Linked DNA regions of Mus musculus: region 1 is linked to region 2. The links are chromatin contacts, found by Hi-C or POLR2A ChIA-PET in ENCODE. All regions are on one chromosome and are shown on one strand. The core of a region is the stretch at or near the end of the contact, and the rest is flanking DNA. Distances in the headings are between cores, read along the strand shown.

Region 1 (4,285 bases), core at 1,304-3,803, 43 kb before region 2:
GGAGACGGGTTTGGTGGTGGTATTGTGGTCTCAGCTACTTAGACAGCTAAGGTAGGAGAGTCACCCGAGCCCAAGAAGAATGCAGGGTCAGTCTGAGCAAGAGAGCGTATGGGAGGGAGTACATGTGTACAGGCCAGAACACGATGCCTGGTGTCCTTCTTCAGGAGCCTTCCACCTTGGGGAGTGTGTGTGTGTGTGTGTGTGTGTGTGTGTGTGTGTGTTCACCTGCATGTGTATGCCAGTGCTCTTGCCTGAGCATAGGTGAACATGTGGAGTCAGAGGTCAATATTAGGCATCTTTCTTCATCTGTATCTTCTAAAACAATTTTATTTGTCTTTGAGAGACGATCTCTCACTGAACCTGGAGGTTCCTGTTGTGTTTAGACTAGCTGTCTCCACTTCCCATCTCTAGTGCTGGGGCACAGACATGCACCACCATACCCAGCTTTTATGTGTTAGGAGTCCAAACTTGAGTTCTCTTTTTCACACAGCAAGCACCAAACTCACCCAGCCATCTCCCCAGCCCCGTCCTTGTTTTATGGGGGTCTCTCACTGACCTGGAACTTGCCAAGTAGGCTGTACTTGTTCACCTGCAAGTCATTGGGATTACAAACAAGGGCCAACCATGCCTGGCTTTTTAAACACAGTTCTGGCCACTGGGGTCAAGTCCTCATGCTTATTTGGAAAGCACTTTACTGAGTCACCTCTGCAGCCCCATACTGAGATTCCATTTACAAAGCATCAGAACACCTGGGCTTGGTGCCGCAGGCCTATCATCCCAACACTTGGAAAGCTGAGACAGGAAGATCATAAGCTCAAAGCCAGCCTGGGCTACATGATGTCTTAGTTAGGATTTCTATTGTTGGAATAAAAACTATAAAAACCATAAAACTATGAACAAAAGCAAGTCAAGGGAGAAAGGGTTTATTCCACTTACACTTTTATATCATAGTCCATCACCAGAGAAAGTCAGGAGAGGAACCTCAGGAACTCACAAAGGATATGAAGGAATGCTGTTTACGGGCTTTTGCTCACAGCTAACTGCTTTCTTATGTAATTTAGGACTACCTGCCTCCAGGCAGCACACCCACGAGCTGGACCCACCTACATCAATCATTAATCAAGAAAACACACTACACTCTTGGCTACAGGCAAATCTTTTGGAGGCATTTTCCCAATTGAGAGTCCCTTTTCCCAAATGACTTGGGTCAAACTGACATAAAACTAGTCGGCCCACATGGCAAGAATCCCCTCCTCCATCTCAAAAACATCATAAAAAGTTTAAAAAGGTCACCTTGGGTCTGAGATGTAGTTTCATGGTAGAGTGTTTTATCATGCAGGAAGCTCCATGTTCCATTCCTAGTACCTCAAATAAATATTTTAAAAGCCGATTTGAGGCCAGGTTGTGGTGAATCATACTTTTAATCCCAGCACTCTGGAAGCAGAGGCAGGTTTGTCTCTGAGTTTGAGGCCTGATCTACAGAGTTAGTTCTAGGACAGACAGCCAGGGATATACATAAACTCTGCCTGGAAATAAATTAAAAATAAAAATAAAATAAAAAGCCAATTTGAATAAACCAAATACCTGAGTTCCGCTGTTTCTTCTTATTCATTTTATCTTTCCCTGAGAAATCTGAAAACAACAAACAAACTCTCCAGCTGTTGCCAGCACTGTATGTCCCCATCTGTACCCTGTCTCCCTCCTCCACTGGGCCCATCTGGCAGCCTGATGAGGGGAGTCAGCTGGTCTTCAGCAGGACACTGGGTGGGGCGACAGGTCATAGCCACCTTGGACCATGGCCAGGTAGCCATTCACACCCTTTCCCTGTGTGAAGGAACGATCTCGTCCTCTTCACGGTATCTGCTGGAGTCTCTGGGTTGGAGACAACTACGTTTCTCCCCCACCCACACCCAAAGCTTAATTATCTGGGACATGGGGTACTTGGAAGCTTCAGAGAGGTCTCTGGAGACCCACCAAAGTCACACAAGACTTTAGGAGGGCTACCCCGCGTCAGGAGTGGCTTCCGGCCAATGTCTTCAGACTGTGGGACCCATGGCAAGCCAGAACCAACCTGGGCCACAGCAGTAATGGAAGTTGCTCTGTCCTTAGTCGGGACGAGGTCAACCTGGATCTGATGGGGAATAGGTCGCCTAGGTCACTGGCGTAACGTTCTGAGAAAATACCCACATAGGCAGTCACGGGGACCGCGTGGCAAACTGGCGGTGGGAGACAGGAAGGCCTGAGGCCTGACACTGTGGACTCGGCTCCTGAAGACCTGCGCCACAGACGGGAGAGCAGGAGCATCCACACCCACACCCACACCCGCACCCACTCCACCACAAAGCCTAACAGAACGATGTGCGGCGGTGTGGAGCCACAGACGTCACACTGCCGCGCCCTCACACCTGCAGCTCTCTCTCTTTTTCCCGCCCGTGAGGCCACGCCCCACGCACGCGTAGTACCGACTACACACCTTACGCATGCTCCGCCTTCTCTCTGCCCTACTTTATGCTAGGCGCATGCGCCTCCACGCTCTGACTGCCGGGAATTGTAGTTTAACTAGAGAGCCCACGAATCCAGCCGCCGCGCTCCTGAAGGCCAAGGCGGAAGCTGGGCGGCCCAAACTCGAGAATCCCGGGGGGCCGGGCGCGGAGGAGGGACTCAGGGCTCAGGAACAGCGCGAGCTCTGAGACTCGACTTCGGTGAAGAGGCAAGGCAAGGCAAAGGTGCAGGGGCTGGTAGTCCGGGCTTCGAGCCTGGAAGATGCACAAGAGGAATGGACCCCAGGCACCCCCGGGCCGAGGTGCTGTCACTGCCCGCCAGGTGAGTGTGTGCCCCTCTACCCACCGAGGGGTACCTGCCCACCCTTCCTCAGAGTCTCTCTCCACCCTTCCTCACACTCGCGGGGAGTGCCCCACCCCCAGAAAAGCCTGATCCTCGCCACCAGGTGAACCCTGGTCTCCGCCCCGCCCCCGAGGTGAGGTGTATGGCCTACTGGGTTGGGCCATCCAGCTTCTAGCTTCACACCCCAGATTCAGGGAACACCTGTTGCTGCAGCACTTCCAACCGGGAAGGGAAAGCAATCAGACCGGCTTTTCAGGCCTTTGCATTAACTGGGTCAGGCCACACTCTACACCCATTGTACAGATGAGGACACTAAGGATAAGGGAGGCGCAGAGATCTATCTAGTCAAGGTCACAAGGATGAAGCACCTGGCCAGACAGAAATGTCAGTCCAGAGGTGTACAGGAAAACCTACAAGACTGTGGCCCAGAGCCATACTCCCAGATTCAGGGCCTGTGGGAGTTTGATTTGTCCCATCTTTGAACCAGGGATCCCAGGGCTCTGTGCTCAGGTTCCCCCTGACCTAGGTACATTTGACTGAATGTATTTGTAGTTTGGAGCCTCAGTTTTTCCACCTGTGGAATGGAAGCCTAGAAGAGTCCTTAAAGGGCAGTTATAAAGACTTACTGAGACTATTTATGGAAAAATGCTAGAACAGAGGGAGTGTGGCCGCTGGATTCTTGGGCTCTCTGTGACTAATGGCTTCACTCAATAGGTGAAGCCATGCATAACTGCTAAGATTTGGCCAATTTGGACCTATAGAAAGGGTAATTTCATGTAACTCATCATATTTTGTTGGTCACTAGCCAAAGCAGAAGGGCAGGTCTATAAAAAAGACCCAGTTCTTCAACTTTGCCCCCACTGTTGTCATAGTCATCGTGGCTTTTATTTATTTATTTTTCTCCTTGCCATGCTGGGATGGAACCCAGCTTTGCACATACTAGGGTTAGGGTTAGCACTTTAATGATGAGTGCACCTTCCAGTCCCACACTGGTGCGTTCTCTGCTGCTGGGGAGCCATGTGCATAAAGAACGTTATTGTATGAGGGTGTCTTCCTCAGCCTCCTGGTCTCTCCAAGAAATGGCTTCCTCGTAGAGATTTGGTTCCAGCATCCCGACGGGTCTCTGGGCCTGAGCGGTCTATGGAAGGTCTAACTGGAGCCCGGTTGCTCCCGTAGCTTGGTCTGCTGGTTGACTTCTCCCCAGACGGCCTGATGATCCCCGAGGATGGGATTAATGAGGAGGAGCTGGAGGCTGAATTCCTGGCTTTGGTGGGGGGTCAGCCCCAGGCCCTAGAGAAACTGAAAGGCCAAGGTAAGAAAGATGCTCAACATATTCTTTGGGACTTCTGCTGTGGGCAGTACTTGGAGCTAGGCACTGGGATGGACATGGGGCAGGAAAACAGGAGCCCTACCTTCCTAGAGTCTAGGTTCTGGGTGATCC
Region 2 (4,989 bases), core at 1,619-4,118:
AGCATTGGAGTGGCCAAGGCAGGAAGATCCAGAGTTGAAGGCCAGCCTTACACAGCAAGACCCTTTCTAAGGAAAATTAGATTAAGTTAAAGAAGGGGCCTGTATATGATGGTGGTTAGCTTTAATCCTAGCACTTGGGAGACAGGGGCCAGTGGATCTCTGTAAGTTCAAGTCAACCTGGTCTACATAGAAATTTCCAGAGCAGTAAGGCTACATAGTAAGATCTTCAAAATAAATAAATAAATAAATAAATAAATAAACAAACAAACAAATAAATAAAAGCAAGCAAGCTAAGGAGCACTTGTCATACAAGCCTAACAAGAGAACATAATTCTAGGAGTTGGCTGGGCGCGGTTGGCTGGGCGTGGTGGTGAGCATCTTTACTCCTAGCACTCAGGAGGCAGAGGCAGGCAGATCTTTGAGTTCGAGGCCAGCCTGGTCTACATGGTGAATTCCAGGACAGCCGGAGCTATGTAGAGAGAACCTGTTTCGAAAATAAAAGTAAAATAAAATAAATAAACAAAATAAAAGACCTAGGAATCCAAGACAGGAGAGACTCAATCATAAATGCTGCTTTCTGACTTCCAGAAGCATGCCATAATGTCCTTGCACGCACGCACACGCATGCACGCACGCACACGCATGCACACACACACACACACACACACACACACACACACACACACACACACACACACCAACAGTAACAGAAACTAAAAAGAAAGAAAAAAAACCAAAAAGGTGTTTTTCCTCAGACCTATTATGTGTCATGAGAGCAACATGGCCCACAGCTGACAGTCATACTTTGCTTTTTGGTTAAGGAGCTATCTGCCAGATCACTTCTACTGCCCTCCGTTTACTTTCTGTTTTGTTTGCTATTGATCGACTGATTGACACAGTCTCACTACATAACCCTGGTAGGCCTGGGACTCTCTATATAGACCAGGCTGGCCTAGAACTCACAGACCTTCTGCCCCTCCCTAGTACTGGAATTAAAGGTAGGCAGCACCACGCATGCCCAGCTCCCCTCATTCTATAAAGACACTAATTTAAGTGCCCATACCAGGGAGCAAGTAAGCCCCTCCTCCTAGAGGAAGGAGTGTCTGTAGTAGAAGTTCTGAAGATGAGGAGGGGCAGTAAAACAGGTTTCTCCTTAAAGTTTCCTTCCCCACTACAGCAGCCTTGGGTGGATCTTGCTTCTTAACAGAAATCACAAACTCCAGGCTCAGTGAAAGACTCAGGAGGCAGTGGTTTCCTCTGAGTTTGAGGCCAGCCTGGTCTACATAGCAAGCTCCAGGTCAGCCAAGGCTATACAGTGAGGCCCTAAGAAACCAAAACCAAAACCAAAACCAAAACCAAAACCAACCAACCAACCAAACAAACAACTCATCCCTAAATTAAGGTGGAGAGTGAGAAGACCATTTTTGACCTCTTGTCTTTTCATACACTTTCATGGGCAAAATCTCATCTGTACACTGTGCGCGCGCACACACATACACACAAACACACACACACACACACACACACACACACACACACACACACACACACACACTGCCTCCTTGCTCTTCCTTTCCCTCCTGCTCTGGGTCCACTAGTCTATGATTCAGCTGAGGCTGGGTCTGCACATGCATGGTCATATTTTCTCCTCATGCTGGGGGGAGGGGGGCTGCTAGTGAGCCCTCCAGTCTTTGCATAAAGAAGAGATCACCTAGTAAGTCTCTCAGCAGTGTCCCCATCACTAATCCATACATCATGGCAGGTTAGTCTTGAACCTCTCCAGAAACCTTTGTCTTTGCTGGAATATTCCTCCTCCCCCGCTTCACAAAGCTACTTTGCATCCAACTGCCTTTCTACCCATACCTGGAATTCAAGGACAGGTACTCATTTCCTTGTTTATGACCTGTCCTGTTAGCTGGGTTCTCAATAAACCGAATGTGGCTGTAAAAAGAGCAGCCAGCAGTCTGGGTACACAAGTGCCATGTCTTCAGGGGAGTTCACTTTATGCCTGTTCCACGTGTAAAATAAAGGACCATTGCAGAGATTGAGTGAATGTAGGCAAAACTGGTGCATGAAGCTGTCATGTCCCGTAATATTTATTACCATTATTAATTAGTATGATAGGCTTAACAGGCCTTCCACAGGAGGTGCAAACTCAGAACCACGCCTGACCCATGGAAATTAATTTTTTTAAAAACAGCATGATATCTGTCTGATGCTATCATCGTCATCGTCGTCCGGAAGATGCTTTGTTTTGTTTCTTTGTTTGTTTTTCTGAGACAAGAGTCTCTCTGTGTAGCCCTGGCTATCCTAGAACTCACTCAGGCTGGCCTCAAACTCAAAGAGATCCACTTGCCTCTGCCTCGTAAGTGCTGGAAAGGCGTGAACCATCACGCCCGGCCTGGAAGATGTTTTAAAACGAGCCATTTTTTTCCCCACCGCCTTTTCCTGGTCTCCTCCCTAGCTGCCCAGGGATGCTCCTCAGGCCTCGGCCCTCCCAGCCTGAGCCAGAGCCAGGGCTGGAGATTCTGGCCCTTATGGACCACAGGTTCCCATAGCCCCGCCCACAGGCCGCTGGACGGCCAGTGGTTTCCACGGAAACCCACTCAGGGGCGTGACAATGTCAAGCCTGACAGAAATCTTCGCCTATTCAGTTGAAGTTTTTTGGCCGAGGAGCGCCAAAGTGGTTTCTGAGTGGTTTATCTTTAATGAAGGGCGGGAATAAGGCGGGAGCTGTTACCATCTTTACCAACCAAAAACCAAGATAGCTTTGATGGACAAGCGTAGCGGGAAGCGACAAGGAATGCCGGCTGTCACCCAACCGGCCGGCCGCAGTAAGGAGAAAAGGCCAATCAGAAAGTGCCAGGGGCGGGGCTAAGGGACCGGTTGCTCCGGAAGTGGAGGGAGGGGGTGAAAATGGCGCCCAGCTCGAAATCGGAGCGGAACAGCGGGGCCGGGAGCGCCGGCGGAGGCCCTGGGGGGACCGGGGGGAAGCGGGCGGTGGGGCGGCGGCGGGAACACGTTCTCAAGCAGCTGGAGCGAGTCAAGGTGAGGCCTGGCGTCTGAGGCGAGCGCGCCCGGTTGTGAGGAGGAGGGGACGCGGGAGGCGGCGGAGGGAGGGCGGCGCGGCGAGGTGGGGGGCGGGGCCGGGAGGGGGCTGGGCGGGCCGGGCGGTGGGGATGGGGATGGGTTTGGCGGTGTGGAGGCTGGTGCTGAGGCGCGGGCTGGGCTGGCGAAGGTTGGTGACTTGTGTGCAGCCAGTGAGGCGGGTCACCTGCAGGGGGCCTTGAATGAAGGCTGCTAGGCGAGATCAGTGAAGAAGGAAGGGGCTTGGGTGGCGGAGGCCGGGGAGAATCATGGAGGAAAGACCGGGGATGGAGGCTGATGGGCGGGTTACTGTAGAAGCTGTCCGAGGAATCTGGAGGAAGGGGAGACCTTGGTTTAGACCGATTTTTCAAAGCACTGCCCCTTGTTGGAGCTACCCCCCCAAACCCCTGAAGAGCCCCTGCTACCGACAATGGGCAGCCTCTGTTGGATGCTCCCTGTCTGTCCAAGCTCTGACCATCTCTATATCTAGTGCTTGTACCTAGGTCTGCCTCACTCATTGAATGGAGGAATGTTTCCAGAGTAGGGCCAGGTCTTCTCAAAGTGGAAGCCACTTAGGGCTCTGTCTCCCTTGTCAGAGGACACCTGAAAGGACAGGGATGTGAATAATGTTAGGTGGGCAGCTGTGGAGCAAGATTGTCTATGTGCACAGGAAGTTGGGAACTGGGTAAGGGCGAACTGTGCTTTTTCCTGGTGCTCCCTAAGCAAGGCTGTGGCTCTGCCCTTAGCCTAGACACTCCCTGGGCAAGGGTTATATCCTCTCAGGAAGGCTTGTCTGACAAAGCCATTCCCTTCATGGGTCGAGATGAACTAGGGGCAAGGTGCCAGGCCTTCTTTCCCACTAGATGGCTATCTTTTGAAGGCGGGCCAGAATAGCTCCCCAGTGGTCAGCTTTATGCCTGTTTCCTCAGATCCTTCCTTGGTGATGTTTTAGGGTGTGACAGTTGATTGGCAGTTAATTAAGAAAGGGGTTTTCTTAATAATGGATTGGAGCATTGGGAATACTGGGAGCTTTTGGTTCGGAGGCTCTATAGGTATAGGCTCTTGCCACCAAACCTAATAATGTGTGAGATCCCCAGGAGCCACGCAGTGAGAGGACATAGAGACTCCTGCAAGCTGTCCTCGCCTCTACTGTGAGTTGTAGTCTGCACAGTAACTACATTATCAAGAGAGAGATGGGTCCCCTTGTGGGCTAATTGGGAGCAGGCAGATAAATGCATGGCCCCACATCCTAGTCTCATGCGTCAGTTTTCAGGAAGGAGTCAGTTGTCCCAGTGAGGGATCCTTCCACAGGGAGACGTAGGGCTAGGGCTGGGAGGACTCTGGATCCAAACGGGGCTACGGCTGGGATGTAACCTGGGTCCTTGGTGGGGGTGGGGTGCTTTGTAAGGTCACTTGGCTTTGGTGTCTCCATCTGCCCCAGCAGTGGGCCTGGGGAAGCCTCGGCCTCTGGGAAGGAGGCTGGGAGGCTGCTTGGCTAAAGAGCCCTGGCTGTCTCTTCCCCAGATCAGTGGGCAGCTCTCACCTCGTCTTTTCCGGAAGCTGCCCCCCAGGGTCTGCGTGTCCCTCAAGAACATCGTAGATGAGGATTTTCTCTATGCAGGGTGAGGCTGAAGCTAGGCTGGGTGGTGGCAGGTCGGGCTGTGGGCGTGTCCTCATCTGCCCATTCTGCCCACAGCCATATCTTCCTGGGATTTTCCAAGTGTGGCCGCTATGTCCTCTCCTACACCAGCAGCAGTGGGGATGACGACTTCTCCTTCTACATATATCACCTCTACTGGTGGGAGTTCAACGTCCACAGCAAGCTCAAGCTGGTAGGACTAGGCCCTGCACTGGGCTGACCCTTCAGACAGCAGGCCTCAGCTGCTCCTGTATCAGTCAGCC

The links. A loop is a pair of places that touch in the nucleus more often than their neighbours do. ChIA-PET counts read pairs that join two places held with the same protein, here RNA polymerase II (POLR2A).
Region 1: a loop to region 2 is called in a map of heart, with 6 times the contacts of the local background. The contact joins the promoter of Cc2d1a here to the promoter of Dcaf15 in region 2. A Hi-C loop is called at or near these places in 7 of 37 maps with a recorded cell type or tissue (adrenal gland, heart and left cerebral cortex). POLR2A ChIA-PET finds 5 or more read pairs at or near these places in 3 of 5 experiments (Patski and embryonic stem cell).

The regions. Positions count from the first base shown.
Region 1 is chr8:84,146,185-84,150,469 of GRCm38, reverse strand. It overlaps Cc2d1a (coiled-coil and C2 domain containing 1A), which reads left to right and starts at 2,553. Exons shown (of 29, transcript NM_145970.2): 1 at 2,553-2,823; 2 at 4,021-4,156. The coding sequence starts at 2,764. It overlaps 4930432K21Rik (RIKEN cDNA 4930432K21 gene), which reads right to left and starts at 2,432. Exons shown (of 9, transcript NM_029045.2): 1 at 2,072-2,432; 2 at 1,585-1,632. The coding sequence starts at 1,612.
Region 2 is chr8:84,102,676-84,107,664 of GRCm38, reverse strand. It overlaps Dcaf15 (DDB1 and CUL4 associated factor 15), which reads left to right and starts at 2,868. Exons shown (of 13, transcript NM_001357322.1): 1 at 2,868-3,048; 2 at 4,612-4,709; 3 at 4,784-4,919. The coding sequence starts at 2,917.